Linked DNA regions of Homo sapiens: region 2 is linked to region 1. Evidence: chromatin loops called from intact Hi-C (ENCODE). Cell type or tissue: heart right ventricle. All regions are shown on one strand. Each heading gives the region's core, and the rest is flanking DNA. Links, peaks and the distances in the headings are about the cores only. Region 1 overlaps COL27A1 (collagen type XXVII alpha 1 chain). Region 2 overlaps COL27A1 (collagen type XXVII alpha 1 chain).

The links. Peaks named below come from ENCODE experiments on the same cell type or tissue, not always from the same donor. Only the 100,000 strongest peaks of a DNase experiment are listed, where the experiment ranks them.
Region 2: a loop joins it to region 1, with 2.0 times the contacts of the local background. A loop is called at or near these places in 32 of 110 quality-filtered maps.

What each region holds. Positions count from the first base shown.
Region 1 is chr9:114,160,094-114,171,538 of GRCh38, forward strand. It overlaps COL27A1 (collagen type XXVII alpha 1 chain), which reads left to right. Exons shown (of 61, transcript NM_032888.4): 2 at 2,622-2,692; 3 at 7,596-9,370. Among named protein-coding and RNA genes, the nearest start is that of COL27A1, 10 kb to the left of the region's middle. RefSeq lists an enhancer at 3,055-3,571. In heart right ventricle, for the core only: no CTCF peak of the experiment used is centred there; no DNase peak of the experiment used is centred there; H3K27ac peaks cover 546 bases.
Region 2 is chr9:114,212,219-114,223,663 of GRCh38, forward strand. COL27A1 (collagen type XXVII alpha 1 chain) reads left to right here. Exons shown (of 61, transcript NM_032888.4): 13 at 7,573-7,626; 14 at 10,005-10,049. Among named protein-coding and RNA genes, the nearest start is that of MIR455, 8.5 kb to the left of the region's middle. RefSeq lists enhancers at 3,658-4,158, 6,486-7,484. In heart right ventricle, for the core only: no CTCF peak of the experiment used is centred there; DNase peaks (open chromatin) are centred at 2,163 and 4,063; H3K27ac peaks cover 899 bases.

The DNA.
Region 1 (11,445 bases), core at 1,592-9,591:
CAATTCTGGAAAAAGTCAGAGTAGGGGAATTAAGGCTTTGGGAAGACACTTTTTAAAGTCTATTTTTTTTTTTTTTTTTGAGGCAGAGTCTCGCTCTGTCGCCCAGGCTGGAGTGCAGTGGCATGAACTTGGCTCACTGCAAGCTCCGCCTCCTGGGTTCACGCCATTCTCCTGCCTCAGCCTCCCAGGTAGCTGGGACTACAGGCGCCCGCCACCACGCCTGGCTAATTTTTTTGTATTTTTGGTAGAGATGGGGTTTCGCTGTGTTAGCCAGGATGGTCTTGATCTCCTGACCTCATGATCCGCCTGCCTCGGCCTCCCAAAGTGCTGGGATTACAGGTGTGAGCCACCGTGCCCGGCCGTTTTTTAAAGTCTAGAGTCCTGTCATATCAGGTGATATTAATTCATCTTATAAAAATATACTGGACACTTCCTGTGTGCCTGCCAGGGGCTGGAAATATAAGCCCGGCATGGTGGCACATGCCTGTAATCTCAGCTACTCGGGAGGCTGAGGTGGGAGGATAGCTTGAGCCCTGGAGTTCAAGTCTAGCCTGGGCAACACTGTGAGACTCTGTCTCAAAAAAAAAAATGAAAAAAAAAAAAAGAGTGAATAAGACAGGCATCCTTGCCCTTTAGAGACTTCGTCTAGACAGGGAAATAGGAGAGTAGACAATGACCACACATGTGAGACCTGCTGTAGTGTGGCATGTGCAGTGAGCTGCGGGAGGTGACACCCAAGCTGGGATCTAATGGATGTGTAGGAACTGACCAGGCAAAGGAGTAGTGTCTACATGATGGGAGTAGCATGTGCAAAAGCCCAGAGCTGGAGAAGGCGTTCAGGGGACCATCACTGGCGTCTGAGTGCTATTTCAGCTGGTTTACATTATGCTGCAAGTAACTGAAGACCCAACTCAAAATAGTTTAAACGATAAGGGGGGTTATTCCCATATCAAGAGGCCTCAAGGAAGAGCAGTACTAGGGTTGGTGAATTCAGCATCCCAACAGTGTCTTCAGACACCCACTATTTTTCTGTTCTGCTATCCTCACGTGCTCATGGGGCTTGTTACCTTATGTGCCCAAAATGACTGCAGCAGCTCCGAGCAGTATGTCCTTACTCAACAACATATAAAGACTTGAAGAAAACCTTCTCTGTCCCTTTGAAATGCTTTCCCAGGGTCCCTAACAGGCATCCCTCACCTCTTATTGGCCTCATTTGGGTCATATATGCATGCCTAAACCAGTCACTGGCATGGCAAATGAAATTCTCGGGATCAACTTAGATTTATCCAGATTCATGTAGGATCCTCTAAGTCCATGCCTACGTGAGCAAGCAGGAAGGAGGGATGCTGTGGGCATGTAATCACCAGTGTCTTCACCATGCCCACAGTGACAGAAGCTGTCGTCTAAGGTGCCCAGGGAGTCTGGGAAGAACCTAGGGTTCCAGTTATCAACCCTGGCAGACAGGTTTCCTAGATTATGTGATTCCACAGAAGCACACTATCCTAGCTTTCCTCTTGGAAATACATCCTGGGCCTGTCTGTCCCAGCCTTAGCCCTCACCACCCACCTGACACAGCTCTCTTGCCTGTGTCCCGCCTGTCTCTGGCCACGTGCCGGCCTCCCCTCTGCCTGCCTGGGGATCAGATACCCCAGGTGGCTTCGGGTGTCACTGGTGGCTGCTCCCACAGGAAGGTGAAATTGTATCATTGCCTTTGCCCATCTTGGCAAAAGCCACAGAGCAGAGCTTTAACCCTTCCTGGCCCTAGAGTGTAGGGACAGTGGGGACCATCTAGGGGAGTATTTTTGTGGCTGGCAGCAGACTGAGCCCTTGCCATGCATGAGCTTATTGAATCCTCATGCCCGGCCTGTGAGATAGGGAATATCAGCCCATGTTGCAGAAGATAAGACAGGCTCAGAGAGGCTGAGCAACTCATTCGGGGTCATACAGCTGATAAGTGACAAGGCCAGGTTTGCACGTGGCTCTGTCTAACTCCCCCTCGTCCCCTCTGTTTTCTTTCTCCCACTTTCCATTAGGATAAAGCCAAGTTGGGAGCTGCCTTCACACAGCACTGGTTCTGGTTAAGGGGTCTCCTCTCTCCTGCCCTGTGTGGGAATTGGTCTCCCAAGCAGTCCAGCCTGGTCTTCCCGCTGACCTTTCACCCCTGGCTCTGCTGCCCATTGGCTGGGGTCTGGGGAAGGGTCTAAAGATCATGAGGCTGTAGTACAGATGGGGAGACTGAGGCCCAGAGAAGGGGAGGGGCTGGCCCCTGGTTGCTCACTGAGTCAGCATCAGATTTTGAGCTGGACCCTAGATGTTCCAATGACCAGGGCAGGGCTTTCTATGCACTGCTTCTTCCCCGTTGACGTTGGCTAATTGATCTGTGAGAAGTGAGGCTGTGTTTGTCTATATAAGCAGGTCCTCACTGAGAGGCTGTGCCTGGAGGCCGGGAAGAGTGGGCTGCTGCTCTGATGGGGTCCTAGAGCCTGTACCTGGCCTCCTGCCTCCCGTGGGCAGGACTGGGGTGAGACTGGGACTGGTTTCCACTCCCAGCTTCCCCAGCCGGATCCGGGTGTGAGGGGTGGAAGCTGATGCCGCCTCTGCTTGTGTCTCCTGGTCTCTAGGGGGTTTCTCTTCTCCTGGATCTTAGTCTCGTTTGCCTGTCACCTGGCCTCCACCCAAGGAGCTCCTGAAGGTAATTCTCTCTTCTCTTTGTCCAGGGGGAGACAAAGGAGAACGGAAGGGGCCTGAGAACTCAGGGGTAGGAGACAGCCGTGCCTGTAATTGGAACTCAATGCCTCAGTTTTCCCATCAGTAGAATGGAGATGATAATTGGCAAATTCTCTTTAGGCTTGAAAGAATGACATTTGAGGCCAGGCTCAAGACTGCAGTCCCAGCGCTTTGGGAGGCCGAGGTGGGTGGATCACGAGGTCAGGAGATCGAGACCATCCTGGCCAACATGGTGAAACCCCATCTCTACTAAAAATACAAAAATTAGCTGGGTGTGGTGGCAGGTGCCTGTAGTCCCAGCTACTCGGGAGGCTGAGGCAGGAGAATCGCTTCAACCCAGGAGGCGGAGGTTGCAGTGTGCCCAGATCACGCCACTGCACTCCAGCCTGGCAAGAGAGCGAGACTCCGTCTCAAAAAAAAAAAGAATCGCATTTGAAGTTTTTGTAAAAGGGTAGGAAGGACTCTGTGCAGAAATGTGGAAGGGTGATTCTTGTGTTCCTTTCTGGGGCAAAATTTGAGTAAGTTACTCCGGTTTTAAGCCTCAGTTGTCCCTGTTTGTCCAATGAGTGCTCTAAGAACTGCTAAAAAAAAAAAAAAGGCATTAAGCATTAACTCTCATGGCCCAAGCCTGGGATCCCATCTTCCTCTTCCCGTGAGATCCTACTTTTCCCTGCTATCCCTGAGGGGCTGTCCAGGGGGCCGGGGCAGCGATGGGCTGGCTTCACATCTGCCCAGGGAAACTGAAACCTCTCCCACATCTGTTTGTCAAGCAGCCGCATGCCTCTGAAAATAGCTGCCCTTCCCCCGCCTTCACGCCCAGCCCGTGTGCTGGGGCAGGCAGCCCGGCACGCCGGGAGTCCCTGTGGCCTGACCTGGCCACTCGGCAGGGATTGGGCCCCTGGGAGGGCAGGGCTGTGCCCGGAAGAGACTTCTGCTGCCCAGCAACATTTTGTGCAAATGTCATATTTTCCAAGCTTGCTGTTTCCCCCACAAAGTAGGTGAACAGCTGTCCAGAGTCCTGAGTCAGTCACTGGGGCGGGGGGCGGGGGGAGAGGCTGGAGCTGTGTGGAGCCAGGTTTATGTAATGAAGGGATCTTGTGGGGGCCAGCTGGCAGGCTCCTTCTATCTTGGCGTTGGGCTGAATTCATTCCCCTGTCCCCCATCTCTTCACCCTTGATGGGGTGCTGGATGTGTCTCCACCCTGCTTTCCGACAAGCCTGGGAGGCCCCAGGCAGAATAGCATCATGGCTAAGCACAAAGACCCCAGAGTCAGGTGGCCTGGGTTCAAACCTTGGCTGTGCCTTTTTTAAGCTGCAAGTTATTCCCTCTGACTCTTCTGAGCCCCCTCTATAAAGTGAGGATAATAAAGAGTACCTGCTCCATAGATTGCTGAGAGAATCAAGTGAGATCATGCCTGTAAAGTATTTGGTATCTAGTAAGTGCTCAACAAGTATTAGTTTTTCTTATTGCTGTTAATTAGTTACCTGAAAAGTTTGGGCAAGAACAGCCCTTTCCTATGCCCTGCAGGGCTCACAGTGGTCTGACTCATAGCAGCTCTGTGCTGGTCACATTTGCCAGGTGTCAGGGCTTGAGACTTTGCCCTTTAGCTGCAGATGGTCTTTGGGGGACACCTGGAGACTGCTGGTTGTCAGCTTAGAAACCCACCCAGTGGATAGGGGAAACCTCACCCATGCTGCCTGGCCCAGCCAGTTGTGACTCTCTTTGGGTGAGTGCAGGTTAGCCCTAAATTCCATGTGTGGAGAAAGATGTGAGCAGGCCTGAGGGGCCCTCCGGGGGTTGTTGAGCAGGGACTAAAGGAAGGACCAAGTGGCTTCCTGCCCTTACCTCTTGTCCAACCAAATGGCTCCTCCCATTCTAAGTCCCAGTCTATAGTGAATAATAGTGAATAGTATTTCATGATAATAAGAGGGTTTCAGTGACTAAAACATATACCACTAAGAGAATCCTTAATCAGTAGTTTATTTTAGCTTAGAACCTGAGGACAGACAGATGGGAGAAAGGATGGGAAAGAGGAGTTTGAAATGAAATGAAAGCCCCTTGGGTCCTAAGGAAGAATAAAGGTCTTAAACTCAAGCCAACCTGAACCAGCAACACAGAGCTATAGAATTCTTAGAACATTGTAACACCTGTGCTATCTCAAGATCTGTTTCTCTTGTCTTACAGGCAGGGAATTGAGGCCCAAGGGTCAGTAAGACACTTAAGCAGAGTTACTCAATGTGGGGCTTGGGTGAAGATGATGAGGAAGATGACCATTTCATCCTCCTAACAACCCTATGGTGTAGGCGCACTTTATAGCCCTGTTTTACAGTGGAGGGAACTGAGGCTCACTGCTGGTCTTCTCAGGCTCTAAATTTTGGCCTTCTGACTCCAGAGTCTGCTATAGAACCATTATAACATGCTGCCAGCACTCAGGTTCTCAATTTCCCCCAGGGAACTGTCCTTCTATCCATTCATCCACCCATTCATCTGCCTATCCATTTACCCATCCATTTATCTATCCATCATCCATCCATCCATCCATCCATTCATCCATCCATCCAATATCCATCCATCCATCCATTCATCTGCCCTTTCATCCACCCATCCATCCATTCATCCATTTATCTATCCATTCACCCATCCATCCATCTATCTACCAATTCATCTACCTATCCATCCATCCATTCATCCACCCACCCATCCATCCATCCATCCAGCCAGCCATTATCCATGCATCCATCTATTCATCTATTCATCCATCCATCCATCCATCCACCCATCCATACATTTATCTGCCTATTCATCTACTATCCATTTATCCATCCATTTATCCATCCATCCATCCATCCATCCATCCATCCATCTACCCTTTCATCCACCCATCCATCCATTCATCCATTTATCTATTCATTCGTCCATTATACATCCATCCATCTACCAATTCATCTACCTATCCATCCATCCATTCATCCACCTACCCATCCATCCAGCCAGCCAGGCATTATTTATCCATCCATCCATCCATCCATCCATCCATCCATCCATCAATCCATCCACCAATTCATCTACCTATCTATCCATCAATTCATCCATCCACCCATACAGCCAGCCAGCCATCATCCATCCATCTATCCATCCATCCATCCATCCATCCCTTCATCTATTCATCCATCCATTCATCCATCCATTTATCCATCCATCCACCAATTCATCTACCTGTCCATCCATTCATTCATCCACCCACCATCCATCCAGCCAGTCATTATCCATCCATTCATCTATCTATCCATCCATCCCTTCATCTATTCATCCATTTATCCATCCATCCGTCCATCCATCTACCTGTTCACCTGCCCATTTATCCATCCATTTATCTATTCATCCATCCATCCATTTTTCTATCCATCCATCCATTCATTTATCCATCCATCCATCTGTCCATCCATCCATCCACCCATCCATCCATCCATCTATTCATCTATTCATCCATCCATCTATACATCCATCTACTCATCTATCCTTTCATGCATCCATGTATCCATCCATCAATCCATCCATCCATCCATCCATCCATCCACCCACCCACCTATCCATTTATCCATTCATCCATCCATCCATTCATCTATCCATCCATCCATCCATCCATCCATCCATCCATCCATCTCCCAGTTGTCAGCTGAGGGCCAAATGCCAAGTGTTGCATTCAGCCCCCAGCACAACCTTTGCAGGGGGTGATAGGGAGAGAGCATTCAGTACTCAGGGCCTATCTTGCTGAGCTTAGGGGAAGGGCCCTGAGGACCTGACCCAGACTCAGATTCCAGAGGCAGCTTTTCCTTCCCTGCTGAGTCAGAGCTCAGGAGCCTGCTTTGCCAACACTGGCAGCTCAGCTGACTGAAGGGGTCTAATGACCTGGGAGGGGAAAGGTCAGGAAGCCTTTCCATAAACACTCTGGAAGCCCTCCTTTTCTTTTGCTCTGGCAAGCCCTGCTGACATAATTATTGGGCGGATGTGACCTGGCCAGACCACAGTCAGATATCCATACGCTTTGCCAGGGGACAGAGGTTGCAGGGATGCTTTGATTGCTTCCTCTCCTCTCCCCAGAGTCCTGTGGGGAGAAGGAGGAGTCAGCGGAAATGCCATCACCCTTCTGATAGCAGATGGCAGCCCCGTAGCCTGCTAGAGACACCTCGGGAGTGGGAAGGGGAATGGGTGGGTCCCTGAGGAGATGGTGAAACCTGTCAGACCCCTAGGACATCTTTACCAAGCTCTGGTGACAGGTCTATTCTTGTCATCCTGGTCCCTCACTTATGGGGCTGCTTCCTGGAGGAGATGGCTTTCCAGGTGGAGAAAAAGGAGTATAACGTGTCATTGTTGGGCAGCCTCTAACACTCTCAGCAACAGCATTTGGTTATTATCATTATTTTTAGTATTAGTTATTATTTGAAAGGGCTTCTTTTGTACCAGGCACTTAAAAATAAATGTATTCATCATGTAATTGTTACATCCTTCTGAGGTTGGGACTGTTACTATCCCATTTAATAGATGGGAAAACTGAGGCACTAAAGTCACAAGATTAGTAAGTGTTAGAGGTAGGATTTGAACTCAGGAAGTTTGGCTCCAGAGTCTGTTTTTTAACCCCAACATGCAAGATTATGCAGCCAGATAAGGGGTCACAATCCCTGCCAGATAGTTCCAACGCTGCCCTCTCAGCCACCACCATGGGGCGGTGTCATTTTTAGATGAATGAACAAAGGACCAGGTAGCTGTGGGTGGACGGTCCACATTGCCTGTGCCCCTTAGGGGGTAGGGGGTGGGGTGGGCTGGAGCAGGCCCTGACTGCGTCCTCTCCCCTTTTCCCTCCCTCTCAGATGTGGACATCCTCCAGCGGCTGGGCCTCAGCTGGACGAAGGCCGGGAGCCCTGCACCCCCGGGAGTCATTCCTTTCCAGTCGGGCTTCATCTTTACGCAGCGGGCCCGGCTCCAGGCTCCCACGGGCACCGTCATTCCTGCCGCCTTGGGCACAGAGCTGGCACTGGTGCTGAGCCTCTGCTCCCACCGGGTGAACCATGCCTTCCTCTTCGCTGTCCGCAGCCAGAAACGCAAGCTGCAGCTGGGCCTGCAGTTCCTCCCCGGCAAGACGGTCGTCCACCTCGGGTCCCGGCGCTCAGTGGCCTTCGACCTCGACATGCACGACGGGCGCTGGCACCACCTGGCCCTCGAGCTCCGAGGCCGCACAGTCACTCTGGTGACTGCCTGCGGGCAGCGCCGGGTGCCTGTCCTGCTGCCTTTCCACAGGGACCCTGCACTCGACCCTGGGGGCTCCTTCCTCTTTGGGAAGATGAACCCGCATGCAGTCCAGTTTGAAGGTGCTCTCTGCCAGTTCAGTATCTACCCTGTGACGCAGGTCGCTCACAATTACTGTACCCACCTGAGGAAGCAGTGTGGACAGGCTGACACGTACCAGTCCCCACTGGGACCTCTCTTCTCCCAAGACTCTGGCAGACCTTTTACCTTCCAGTCCGACCTCGCCCTGCTAGGCCTGGAGAACTTGACCACTGCCACACCAGCCCTGGGGTCACTGCCAGCAGGCAGGGGACCCAGGGGGACTGTGGCACCCGCCACGCCCACCAAGCCCCAAAGGACTAGCCCCACAAACCCTCACCAGCATATGGCGGTGGGAGGCCCAGCCCAAACCCCGCTGCTACCTGCCAAGCTGTCAGCCAGTAACGCACTTGATCCCATGCTCCCAGCCTCTGTTGGCGGCTCTACCAGAACGCCTCGCCCTGCGGCCGCTCAACCATCACAGAAGATCACAGCCACCAAAATCCCCAAAAGCCTCCCTACCAAGCCTTCGGCCCCTTCTACTTCAATTGTGCCCATCAAAAGCCCCCATCCTACCCAGAAAACAGCTCCATCTTCATTTACAAAGTCAGCCCTACCCACTCAGAAGCAAGTGCCACCTACTTCCCGTCCAGTTCCTGCCAGAGTCTCCCGTCCCGCAGAGAAGCCCATCCAGAGGAACCCGGGAATGCCCAGGCCCCCACCGCCCAGCACCCGGCCCCTACCTCCTACCACCAGCTCCTCTAAAAAACCCATTCCCACACTAGCTCGGACTGAGGCCAAGATAACCAGCCATGCCAGTAAGCCGGCCTCTGCCCGCACCAGCACCCACAAACCTCCCCCATTTACTGCTTTATCCTCATCTCCTGCCCCTACTCCTGGTTCTACCAGGAGTACTCGGCCACCAGCCACGATGGTACCTCCAACTTCGGGCACCAGCACTCCCAGAACAGCACCTGCCGTCCCCACTCCTGGCTCAGCTCCCACTGGAAGCAAGAAGCCCATTGGATCGGAAGCCTCAAAGAAAGCCGGACCCAAGAGCAGCCCCCGGAAGCCTGTCCCCCTCAGACCTGGGAAGGCAGCCAGGGATGTCCCCTTGAGCGATCTGACAACCAGGCCTAGCCCCAGACAGCCCCAGCCCAGTCAGCAGACCACCCCGGCCCTGGTATTGGCCCCGGCGCAATTCCTGTCCTCCAGCCCCCGGCCCACGAGCAGTGGCTATTCGATCTTCCACCTGGCAGGATCTACGCCTTTCCCTCTGCTGATGGGGCCTCCGGGACCCAAGGGAGACTGTGGCTTGCCGGTAAGACTGAGTGGGGTCTGCATGCTGCTTGGAGCTCCAGTGGGGGACTGGGGCATTGGTCAAGTGGTTGCCCCTAGTAAAGACAGGAAAAGGAGCAGCTTAGAGCAGGGAGCTGGTTATGGGTACATCCTTGGCTCCAGCCAGGCCCCCGGCTCCTCTGGCTCTGCTAAATGCATCATTGCCCACCCTGCTCCAGATTCATGATCCGCTGGGACAGACTCAAGTCTGGTGGCTACCCCCAGGTGAAGAGCATCCCTGGGCTTTGGTTGGCCCAGGTCCAAGCCCGTTCTTTGCTAACCCAGCTGCAAAGCTCGAACAGCTTAAGGAAGGCCCGTAGCTGACTGGCTCCAGATCATGCAGTGAGTAAGCAGCTTCCAAAGCCCCGTTCTCCCAGCTCATGGAGCAGGGGTCCTTCTGGCCCATCAGCTTGTCTGAGAGTTGCAGACAAAGGTCACACATGGGGAGCTCTGGATATGTTTTGTTTGGCACGTGCAGTGTTCTTTTTTAAAAATCCAATAACTTACTAACATTTTAAAAATGTGAGAGATTTCTTATAAAAAGACTCAGCAACCAACTTCTCTTGGAAAGTGGGAGATGCGATGGTGCTTGAGCCACCCCGTTAGGACAAGTCCACTCCTGTCTGTGCTGGTCCCCACTTCTCCTGACTGAGTCTTCCGACCAGTCCTTTCACCCGTTTATGTTACCTGCCTGCCTGGCACCTGCAGGGGTTTGATTTGTAACCCCCGGTAGGAGTTTGGGGTGCAGAAGGTCAGCGTGGGCCAGAAGGAAGAGGAAGGGAGAAGAAAGAACACGATTTGCAGGATGGTCTCAGGGTCGATGCCTCCGGCTTGCCTGGGACCGTCTCTAGGGGCAACGACCTTCCCACAGCTGGAGGCCAATTCCTCCGGGTGGGGAATGATGGGATGGCGTTTCCAGAAGGCTCAGGGCTCTGCTCTGTTCTCCCGCCTTGGAGATGACCACCGTGTGGTGGCCTCTCTCTCTCCTTCCTGAAGCCGGCTCTCCCACTGGGCTCTGTGTTTGAGGTTAGGGCTCCCTACAATGTGGAGACAGTGGCAGATGCTGGGAATTCCCAGGCCTTCCAAACACACTTAATGAGTTTTAATAATCATTAGGAATAATATTTATCCAGCCTGTCTCCAAGAGGACGGAGAGTCTGCCTTTATTATAACCATATTGTCGAACTTATGGAAACTGTATGCATTGCTTTGCAATTATGTCAACGTTCTGCTCAAGTTCCGTGTTCTGAAATTGGCAGCGTAGAGAGTTGGGAGCCACCACTTTCTTGTGGAAAGAACGAGGAACCCTTTTCACCTCTCCAGCCAACCCAGGCCAACTCTGGCACCAGGTGCCTTGGGGCCCTGACAGCTCAGCTTCCCACGCTGTGTGCGTGCTGGGCTCAATGGCGGTGAGGTCAAAAGGGGAATTGCCCCCTCCTGACATGGTGAGGTCCATGGTCTCAATTCTGGCCACACAGCACAACCCAGCCCTGAGGAGGAGGCCGGCCCTCCCTCCCAAGAATTTGTGTGGTGTGGAGAGAGGAGCGGAGCTGGCCCAGGGCAGATTCTATAGTATCTTGGGTCTGCTGTATGTCTGAGTCAAATACTTTTTCCTGGGGCTTGGGGCTCTGGGTCAGCAGGAAGCGAGGCCTCCTTCCAAATCTCTTTGAAAAAGAGGAGGCACTGAAATGAAACTGGTCAGTCAGTGGTTGCTTGGGGATGACTTAGTTCAACTTTCCTCATTGGGCAGGTGAGGAAATTGCGCTCAGAGAGGGCCAGGACCTGCCCAAGGCCACGCAGCACGGAGGAGGTGGAGTTGAAGTTTACATTCCAGACTGTAGCCTCCAAGACTAGCACGTTCCATCCCACTGCCCTGAGTGTCCACTCTGAGGCTCTGGGACTCAGATCTGGGGGACTGGGGGCTTCAGACAGGAGTCACTACTGTCCCTGGCCTCAAAGGAAGGGCTCAACATCTAAAGAATCTTTTTCTTTTTTTTTTTAGAGACAGGGTCTCACTCTATCACCCAGGCTGCTGTGCAGTGGTGTGATCACAGCTCA
Region 2 (11,445 bases), core at 262-8,261, 51 kb after region 1:
GCAGCACCTGATGCTCCCAGCTTCAGGGCAAGGACCTGGAGTCTGAGAGGGCTGGGCTGGCACATGGGGTTGTCCCTCAAGCCAGCATGACCTCAGGCAAGGAGATTTGTTCATCCAGTGATTATCTGTTCATCCCATGAATATCTGTTGAATGCCTGCTATGGGCCAAGCATTTTGCTTTGTTCTGGCAGAGCAGTGGATAAGACAAAGTTCCCACTCTCTTGGGGCAGACAGACAGATACCCAATCACTGAATGGGGAAATGGAAGAATGAACAATTAAATGAAGGTTAGGTAGTGCTGAATCTAAGAGAGAGTAGGATAGGGAGACAGGGAGTACTTGAGGGTTGGGATCTTGAATAAGTTAGTCCAGAAAGTCTCCCTCGCTTTATGAAGAATCTCAATGAGGTAAGCGTGGAAGCTGTGTGCCTTTCCAGGCAAAGGCCCTGGGGAAGGAGCAGGCTTGGTTCAAATTTTCTGAACCACAGTTTTCTCTTCCGAGAAATGGGGACAATAGTATGGCTCATAAGACCATTGTGCTTGTCACATAGTAAGTGCTCAATAAATAGAGCCGCCCGGAATAAGGTTTCCTGGATGGCTGAGGGGATCTCTGTATTGTGTGACACTAAGCCAATGACTTCACCTTTGCTGGGTCTGGTTTCCCATGGTTTAAGTTGCAGAGTGGGAGGATTTGACTTGCTTAGGCGATCTCAGCTGGGCCCTGCCCCAACACTCAGGCCAGCCTCCAGGGCCACCTTTGGGGGATTTGTTCAGACACATCCTGGGAGCCTTACCAAGGGCCAGGCGTTGCTCCTTTACAGATGAGATCGCTTCTCGGAGAGGTAAATGATTAGGTCAAGGTCACATGGCTGCTCAGTGTCACAGTTGGATTAGAACACAACCAGAGCTTTCAACTCCAGTGCCAGAGTGTAGCTGTTTAGAGCTTGGGGTACGGAGTCTCCTGAGCATGGAAGAGGTAAGACCCATGAAAGCCTGGACATGTTATGGCCTCTTCTCCAACCGGACACAGCAAGGAATGTCAGCAGGGCCATGCCTCAGTTTCCCCCTTCTACTCCATCCTCTGCATCCTCCTCATCTCCCCTCCTGGCGGCCCCTTCATCCACCTTCTCCCTGCCATGTACCTGTGTTCTTCTTGGAGCACAAAGTTACCCTGTTCATGGCCTGGCTGAGAAGGCAGTCCCAGGTTTGAGGTCCCATTATCCTGCCTGTGTGAGATAAGGCCACTCATTCATTCCTCATTCAACCAAAGATTATTTGTTGAATATATTACTCTATGCCAGGCACTAAGGATAACACTGTAGCCAAAACAGACAAAAATCTCTGTTGTCATGAAGCTCAAATTTTAAGGGTAGAGACAATCAATAAACACGATGAATAACCAGAAGAAGGCATGGTTGCCACCCTAAGTCCCCTGCAAGTGAAAGGAAGCAACGAGTATTGAGGCCCTCGGTGTGCATAGTATTTGAACCACATGCGATTCTCCCAGTGAACCTTTAAGGCAAGATCGATTATCCCCATTTTCCAGATGAGAAAACTGAGGCTTAGACTGTCAAAGCCATTTGTCCATAGACACTCTGAGCCTTGCCAGACTGAGAACTTCTGTCTGCTTCCTTGCTTCTTGCCTTTAACTTTCTAAGACTAGGCTCTGATCTTCATGACAGGCGTGTTGTTCCCTGGCACTGGGGTGTCAGATGTGGGTGGAGGGAAACATCTTTTCAGCCCTAGACCTGTGCAATACCCTTGAGAGCCATGAAAATACCCTCAACTCTGTTCCAGCCACCATGGCCAGCAAATCGGCGAGATCTGCATCAGATATGATTTAATGTGTACGTAATGGGACTTCACATCGGCTGAGTCCCTACAGCTTGGTCTCTGTCTCCGCTGGGCCTCTGAGTCTGCCATGCCTCTCAGCCTAAAGACCCTGGACAGTCTTTAGGGCCATCCCTCTGTTGCTGTTGCTCCCAACCCCTTGATCTGTCTGGTAGGGTTGGGGGCTCCTGTCGTGAATGGTTTTTCCTCCTTATCCAAGCTTTAGGCCAGACAGTTTCTAGGCACTTATTAAGAAAAGGAAGTGACAGGGGAATGAGCTGAATTCCTTCATGCCAGATTGCAGCTGGCGTCATTTCTGGCAGGGCTGGTGATGATTTTGCTGTAGTCAGTCTTTCCCCAGCAGGCAAAACCTTGGGCCCGTGCATGCGGCCTCCTCAGTATCCAGTTTGGAAGGGTGATGTGTCAGAGTCTTTTACTAACGGGAGCTGAGGAAGAGACAGTGGAGGTCAAAGCACATCAGAGCTATAGGAACCTTCGTGATGGCCTGGCCCAAACTCTTTTTCAGACAGATAAGCAGACATAGCCCAGGGAGGGCAAGACACTTGCCTAAGATCTCACAGCAAGTTGTTGGCAAAGTCAAGACTTGAATCCAGAACACTTGCTTTCCAGGGCAAGGTACTCTCCACATGGCTCCCTCTTCTCTCTGCTCCCATCTTCAACCTCCAGAGGAAAGCTTGGTCCACAGCTCTCATCCCTCCTCATACCTCCTGCTAAGAGAACGTGTTGTGGTTTTCTGGCGAGGGGTCCAGGTGGAAAATGTTACCAACTTGGCTGGAGCTGAATGGCTTTCTCCTGGCCTGTCCTGGCTTGTTGGGCATGGCTCAGTATCACTCACAGTGAGAGACTGAGCCATGTTTCCCAGCCAAGGGTCTCTACGAGCAGGCTAGGAAGATGCTGCAGTGAGTCCTTCTACCTGTCTTCTCCAAATGTACTTTCAAGCCTGCTGGGATGGCCCTGCAAGGCAGGCCACCATGCACAGCTTTACTCACAGCCCCTGGCCAGGACTGCCAAGGCTGGCCTCATGCAGTGAGTCCGGAGGGAAGACCCTAAAGCTTAGAGCTGGAAGGGCCCAGCCCTGGCACCGACTCCCTGGGGTGTGGTTCAGGGATGACTGGGACCTGCCCAAGGCCGCGCAGTCCTCTGGGAGGAGGCAGGGCTTCTAACACAGTGCATTTGGGCTTCAAGTTCATGGCTCTTTCCAGTTCTCAGATTACAGGCAGCAAGCAGCCAAGTAACAGAGAATTCCTATTTCCAAGTAGGGAAATTGAGGCCAAAGCAGATTAAGGTTCTCAGCTGAGGTGATGCTGTGAGCTGGGGGTGTGGTCTCCAGTGACCCAGATGTGAACCAGAGCTGACCCAGGCTGTTGGTGCCCCTGGAATCCTGGAGAGAACTCTGCCTTCCTATTTTCTCCTTGTCCCCTGAGGCGACTTTTCTTGAGTAGATTTCCTAGTGGATTTCAGGAGGGCAGGGTAAAAACATGTTTAGACCACGAGAGAAAGGGGCTGGGAAAGTTCAGGGGTCTTTCCATGTCAGCACGCTTGGAGCCTGCACACCTAGAAAAGAATATGGCTGCTTCGAGTGCAGCAGGAAGGATGCAGGTTAGACTTAAGCAGGAACTTCCAGGCCTTGGAGAATGTCCACCTGGTAAGAAGTTCTCCAAGATCCTTTTGCGGGCTTCTCCTAGAGGTTATTAAATATTCCCACTCTTGATATAAACCCTAACTAGTGTAGTGATGGCACATTAGAGTTGACCAGGGGCTGCATTAGAAACATCTCACCGTTTCTTCAGCCCAGCCCTGCCAGGTGAGTGGGACAGTGCTGACTGTTTTGCAGGCCAGGGACCTGAGCCTTAGGAGCATGAGGGGGACTTTGGATTCTAGATGTTTCTTGCTTCTCTGCCCCTGTATCCTACCCGCTGGAGCACACGGTTGGGGTGGACACTTCCTGGAGGCAGAAGAGTGGAGGAGATGGCCTTCTGAGTTCTCCTTGGCATCCTGCTTTGGATGTGGTGGCGAGGACCGTCCCTGTCCTCAGCTCTATTCCTCTGAGTTGTTGTGGCCAAGAGAGAATGCAGAGTCTCACTCCTTAGCCTTGTTCTATCTCCTCTTGGGCCTTGTTCTGCTCCAAGTATGAAGTGTTCAGTTCTCCAGAGGGGCCCGACCTGGGAAAGTAGAGAAACCACGTGGCTGGGGCCCTGGCAGGGAGCCAAGCTCATTCCTTGGGCCTGGGGCCAGCCTGCTGCAGCCAGGAGCTCGGGCATGTGGAGGAAGGTCCCTGCTGCTGGCCAGGCTGGGCATGCATGCCATGTGGTCGCCTTACACATGCAGGCATGGCCAGAGAGAGGGAAGCAGATGGGGTTGAAGTGGGGGCTATACATTCCAGCTCAGCAGCCGCCACCCTAAGACCCAGGGAGCTCTGGGGTGACTGCTGGAAATGGCTCTGCCACTTAGTAGCGGAGGGATGAGGCAAGGTAGTGGGTGAGGGGGTCTTGGGTGTGTTCTGGGCTGCAGTCTCCCCATTGGTGTAATGAGGTGGTGAACATCAAGAACGTCTCGGGTCCTTTCATCCTTAGACCATCTGTGATTGTTCCAATCAGAGATTTGTTCCAGCACCTTTAAAGCTCTTTTTTCCAACCACTGTGCTCTTAATTACAAACCCTAGATTCCTAGAGGTCATCTGCTTGACCCCTCCATTGGAAGGGAGATTGAAGATGGAGACAGGGGTTGACTCCCGGAGGCCCTCAGCGTGTCCAAGCAGAACCAGTCCTCAGCATCAATCATGCCATTCCTTTTTGCACATTAGCTCAGGGCTCTAATGAGCCCTCGGAGAGCCTGTAGGCTGGTTCTAGTTCATCTGTTCATTCAGTGTCCAGTTGTAGCTAAGAGAACAGCTTCTGGAGTCACACTGCCTAGGTTCGAATCTCATCTCTGCTATGCCAGGGCTGTGTGACTTTGGAAACATTTCCTAGCCTTTCAGAATCACAGTTTCCTCATCTCAAAAATGCAGCCAATAATAGGACCTGTTGGGTGGTCACGCTGTTGGGGTTTACTGTTGCTATGATTGTTTCATCCCACCATCATCGCCCTCTGGCTAGACTCAGGCTGCATTTTGTCTGCAGAGGTTACTCCCCTCCAGAAACTGACTCAAAATTCTGATGACCGTCTCTCCCTTGCTTATACCTCAGAGACATTCCCTCACATGGCTGAGGCCTCCCATGTGGCAGTGAGGCACCCTCACTGAGGCACCCTTCATGTGGCATCTCAGCTCATCCTCACAGCACTCCCTTTTGGATGGCAAAGAGAACTGAGGCCCCAAGAGGCCTGTGGGTGGTGCAGTCAGGACTGTCTTGGGGCAGGCTGGCCAGCCTGGAATGGCCTCTGAATGCAGACCCATGGGTCTGAGACCTGCCTGGCAGCTGCTGTATGTGAATATATTGGGCATCACAGGGTCCTAAAGGATCCTTAGAGATCACACACCTCCAACCTGAGCAGGACAGAGGGTCAAGTGTGGGGGCCTGCCCAAGGTCAGACAGCCAGCCTAGAGGAGAGCCAGGGCTCATCTGCAGGCCATCTCCATATGCTGGACTTGGAGAACAGGGCAGGACTACAAGTTCTGTCCCTTGTAGGCCATGTGGAGTCAGCCAGGTGCCCAGCCAGACAACATTGCCCTTGTCTCAAGGAGTTGCTTTCCTCTCCTACCAGGTCCTTCTACCCCAAAGTTCAGAGGCCAGAGGTGGGAACTCAATGCCTTCAGAAGGTGCCCTGGCTGGACGCCATGGCTCACACCTGTAATCCCAACACTTTGGGAGGCCAAGGCAGGCAGATCGCTTGAGCCCAGGAGTTCGAGACCAGCTTGGGCAACATGGAGAAACCCCATCTTTACCAAAAATACAAAAATTAGCCAGGTGTAGTGGTGTGCATCTGTAATCCCAGCTACTTGGGAGGCTGAGGCGGCAGGATCACTAGGAGGCAGAGGTTGCAGTGAGCAGTTATCACACCACTGCACTTCAGCCTGGATGACAGAGTGAGACCCTGTATCATGAAAAAAAAAGAAGGATCCCCTGGACACAGCCCACCTGGCTGATTCTTGTCCCAGGAGGTGAGACGATCTACCTTCAGCATGACCAAGAAGAGCTGGTTTAGGTGAGACTGGAATTTACCAGGGGAGACCCTAAAGATGTGGGGGAGGAAGCTTGGGTAAGGTCAGATATGCCCCCACAAAGACATGATCTGGAAACACACACACACCCTCCCCTGCCACACTCCTCTGCCACCCTCTGCAACCAGTTGGACACGCGTTTGAGCAGCTTCTACATACCAGGCTTTGCCCGTGCATAGCTCATATGAACATGCCAAACTCCAGAGGTGGACCTGGGCTCTGCTTGCTTTATGACCTTGGCCATGTGATGTTGCCTAACCGAGTCTCAATTTTCCCATCTGTGAAATGGGACTGATAACTTTTCCCTCAAAGATAGATATCAAATGCAAAATGAAGTCTTGCATGCAAAGTGACTACCTTGGTCTGAATTTCATTATCGTCTTCTCGTTTCCTCCTTTTGGTGTCTGAATGAAGCCACACCTTCTATGGGGTGAATGTCAATCCAAGAGGACTTCCTGGCAGGGGAGAGATTTAAAGGGAGTAGGGCTGCGGGGCAGGGCCAGGCTAAACACCTGGTTACATACACACATTTCAAGGTGTCTTTGCCTAACCAGTAGAGACTTTGGTTTGGGTTTTGTTTGTAGGTTTGGTCTTTTGGGTTTAGTGTACTCACTGGACTCCTCCAGTAGTATTAGAAACCGAAAACAGGATCATCCTCCATGAGGAATGTTTACCATTTGAATCATAGCCCCAGCATTCACTTGGTCAGGAAAACATGTGCTTTGTTTTTTTTTTTTTTTAATTACATTTCCCTGGAAAAACAATGATTTGAATTCAAGGAGGGGAGGAGAACAGGTTTCCCCCAACTCCAAGCTTGAGGACTTTCTTTTCCTTTTGAAGTAGGAATGGAGTTCTGTCCCCGGCCCCCGAAGGCGTCCTTACAGCTGATATTTTTCCAGCTGCCTATCTCCCCAGAGCGTGGAGCGGCCTCCAGAGTGGGGTCAGGGATGGGGCGAGAGGGCCAGACCTGCCTGGGCCGGGCAGCTCAGCATCTCTCTGAGCTGCTGAACACCTATGGAGGCTGTGCTCATGTTCACTGGTGGTGTGACTTTGTGTGACCTTGCCACTTCACTCTTTCACAGCCTCGTTTCCTTTATCTGTCAAATGGGGATCATGAGTTCACTGGGTGGCTTTTGAAGAACGTGCCACAATCAGAGAAGGTCTGAGCTGGGAAATGCAACAGAGGCCTTCTCCTCCTTGACCAGTGGGGAAACAGAGGCTCTTAAAACTGGCATAGATCCAGCTTCCTGCCCCTAGTCTCTGTCTTTCCCATTCCATCAGGACCAGATCTCAGAATAGGGGATTGGCATTTTCATGCTGGGGAGCTGGGTATCATTTTCTTTTCAGAGACTTAGTAGAAAATAAAAGGATCCCTGAGAAATTCTTTATGTTCAGGTGCTTGTCGATGGTAGGGGTGACCTCAGGACCGCACTGTCTGCCCATGACCAAGGAGTGAGACTGCTTGGACATTGTCCTTGTGTCCCCCCTGGGGGTCTGGATCAAAGCCCACCCTGAAGGTGACAACACTAACCTACAGATGTTTGTTCTCTCTCATGCCCTCCAGGGGTTTCCTGGAGTCTTTGGGGAAAGAGGCCCTCCTGGACTGGATGGAAATCCTGTGAGTATTTCAAGTCTTTGGGAACAGGAGCGAGATTCTGAGTGAACACACAGCAGATTTTAGGAGCCCACGCTTTAGGGTCAGACAGACCTGGGTCAAATCCCAGCCCTGTGAAGTACCAGCTGGGCACCCTTGGACAAATTACATGACGTCTCTAAACGCTAGGCTCCTGTCTACTGCGGCTGCACCGTCGCCCCCCTGTAAGAGTCCCCAGCCCACTGAGCCCCTGGGTCCAAAGCTCCAGGCTGCACCCCATTTCCAGGACTTTGGAAGGTTCATGGGTCACTCCCCACTGGAGAGGCCCCAGCTGCTGCCATCTTACACAGCATCAGCAATGTTTATGGGCCGGCAGAGGCATGGGGAAGCAAACGGTCTGCAGGCCGTGTTTGGAGAAAAGGAAGAGCTGAGTTCCAAAGGAATCTCCACCACAGGCATGTTTATAGAGTTTGTAAATAATTAGAGGCCCAGGCTCTGTTCCCCGAGGAGCCAGGTCAGCCTGCCCTGGGGAGCCGAGTCTGTCTTTCCCTTCCCAGCTCCAGGCCCTGGTGGGAGAAGGTGTTCATGGTTCCCCATCTCCCCCTGGGGCTTCCTGCCTGAGCAGCTGTGCCAGCTGTGCCCTCTGCAGTGGTGGCTGCTGCGTTCATAACCAGCACCCGATTAGGCGCTAATTCAGTTCCACAAATGCTCCCTGAGCCTGACCCAGCCAGGCTCCCTTGGGGATTATAGCCTTGACCTCAGAACCCTGCGGACCTGGGTTTGAATTTTGTTGTACCACTTGTCAGGTGTGTGAGCTTGGAAAAATCCATTCACCTCCCTGAATCTCAGTTTCCTTGTCTGCAAATTGGGGGGATCAGAATTCCAGCCTGAGGCCGGGCGCAGTGGCTCACGTCTGTAATCCCAGCACTTTGGGAGGCCGAGGCGGCTAGATCACTTGAGGCCAGGAGTTCAAGACCACCCTGGCCAACATGGCAAAACCCCGTCTCTACTAAAAATACAAAAAATTAGCTGGGCGTGGTGGCAGGCATCTGTAATCCCAGGTACTTGGGAGGCTGATGGGGGAGAATTGCTTGAACCCAGGAGGTGGAGGTTGCAGTGAGCCAAGATCACGCCACTACACTCCAGCCTGGGCAAGAGAGTGAGACTCTGTCTCAAAAAAAAAAAAAAAAAAGAAGCCGTTGTGAGAATGACAGGAGGGCAGCCAAGGTGTTGCCTCATCACACAGGTTCAGTGGGTGAGGCTGTGTAAAATACTGGGTAATCCGGGGTATAGTCCTGCCTTTGAGGAGTTCATGGGCCATTGCCCTCCTCTGTCACACAACAGGCAGTGGGATGGGTGGGATCAGAGAGGTCCCAGGTGCCTCTTTGGAGAAGGGAACAGGGAAGTAACATTTGCATTGGGATGAGGAGATAGGTGGGGAGACATTGCAGGTGGAGGAAGGGGCACCAGCAAAGGCATGGGGTGAGGGGAAACCAGAGCCTCTCCCTCAATACAGCATTTGTTAGATTAACTATTAGCGATATGCAGTATCATTCTGCGAGTTTCCTTGGCGAGCGGCAGGGATGTCTTTATGCTGCTGGCATAGAGGAACAGAAAAGACCTGATGTCCATTTCTTCCTCTCATTTGAAGTGAAGGCTGTTGCTTACTTCTCATTGCTAATTACAATGTCTAGAGCCCTGGAGTTTTATTCTCACTTTTCCATTTTGAACTTGACTCAAACCCTTCCACCTGTCATTTCTCATGTGGGCCATGGAAGATCCATGTTTAAGACGAGAAAACTGAGGTATAGGGGGATAAATCACACACACAGCCTCGTCTCCTGACTCCCAGGCTAGAACTCTTTCCAGTCTCTGGGGGCCCCTGGAAGAAGGAAATGTGAGGGTGTGGGGTGCTGGGGAGGATTCTCCAAGGGCCACAGCACCTCCCGGCTGAGAAAGGGAAGGAGGCTGGCTTAGAGGCTCTCAGCTTGGAGCCCTCATGGCTTTGTCATTTCCTTGCACCTGGCCTTGGGTGAATCACTTAACCTCTGGAGCTTCAGTTTTCCTGTCTGTAAAATGAGCGTGAAATGTCAAGCACCATGCACGTCTGTATGACCTTGATCGCGATTCCGCTCCTTCCTTTATGCTTCCAATGGGAAGATACTGGATTTGGAAGTCCGACCTCCCCATTTGACAGATGTGGAAAGCTGATGGCAGAGAGGGGATGGCTGTGGTCCAAACTCCAGGCCAGGCTCAGGAAAGTCGCTGGAGCCTGTGGTCAGGAATAAGGAGTGTTCAGCTCTGAAAGACCCCACCAGGTGCCTGTGTGGAGGATGACATGGAGGGAGGGGCCCTGGAGGGAGATGGGACAAGTAACCACCTTGGTCTCTCTCTATCTGCAGGGAGAACTGGGCCTGCCAGGCCCCCCTGGAGTCCCCGGCCTCATTGTAAGTACATTGATGCCTGGGGCAGCAGGTGGGTGTTGAGGAGACTCAGGGTGGAGCCAGCGTGTGGGGAGCCAGGAGCAGGCCCTGCAGGGGAGGTTGAAAAGACCCTTCTCTCATCAAACCCCCAGAGGGGCTGGGGGGCCAGGAGAGACCAACCTGGGTGAGGAAGGTGGGTAGGGGAAGGTGGGTAGGGGAGGGCGGGCGGCTGAGGGAGGAGAGCCCTGCTGTGTGGCCTCAGGTGGATCACCTTCTCTGAGCCTGTTTCCTTATTAGTTAAATGAGATGAGCACTTGGAACACAAGATTGCCAAAGCCCTTTCACACCTGCTGCGTGCATGGCCGTTGCTCTGCAAGGAGGTGTGGGCAAGTGGTGATGGCATACTTATTTCACAAGCGAGGTGTTCCAGGTCCAGAGGGAGAAGGTAGCTGGCAGGGTGGTCTTTTGCACTCTTTTCCTCCAAGCAGACTTTGGAGCCAGACCACCTAGGTTCAAGTCACAGACCCACCACATCCTGGCTGTGTGACCTGGGCCAAGCCACTTACCTTCTCTGGGCCTAGTTTCCTCATCTGTGAAATAGAGGTGATAGCAGAATCATCCTGGAGTGGCCATGAGGATTAAAGGAGGCATCATATGTGTAGTCCTTGGCACAGGATCTGGCACCCAGTAAGTGCTAGTGGAAAATATTGTTATAATAATTCTTGTTATTACCTCCTGAAATGCCCAGGACTGAGAGAGGCCTATACACGAGGAGGTGGGAGGCGATCTGACCTGACTCCATCCAGGTGGTGTAGGCCTCGAGGAGTGGTTCTAGCCAAAGCCAGGGCCCCTGCTGCGCTTTCAGTGGAATGAGTGTTAACCTTGGGCCCAGCCGCAGGGGCCAGTGAGAGGTCAGAGCCTGGGAAATGACACTCCAAGTGTCCCCATAATCTGATGCCCCCTCCGCCCTGTCCATTGGGTCATTCCTCATGGGGTTTGAGTTTGGGGGCCCGTGGAGGGACACAAGTAAACTATCTGCTAGCTTGACAAATGAGCTTCCAGCTTTACCACTCCAGCAACTGTACTGAGAAATTCTGCTCAGAGGGAGGCTGGAGGAGGTCCCTGAGGGAGGCAGGGAACCCCATCGCTCAGGGAAGGCCAGTCCTGGGAAGAAGGCCCAGATGTCCCCGTGGCCATCTGTGCCTGCTCAGGTGAGTGGGAGCAGAACCTGGGTGGGGTGGGCAGGAGGTGAGAGCTCTCTGTGTCTGAATCCTGACTTTGCTACCTCCTGACTGAACTTCACCTTGGCCTCACTTCCCTGAGCCTCAGGGATCCCCTCTGTGAAATGGGATCATTGTATCCACTCTTATTAGAACCACAGAAACACACAGTCCATTCCAGTCCAGTGGCTAAGAGAACA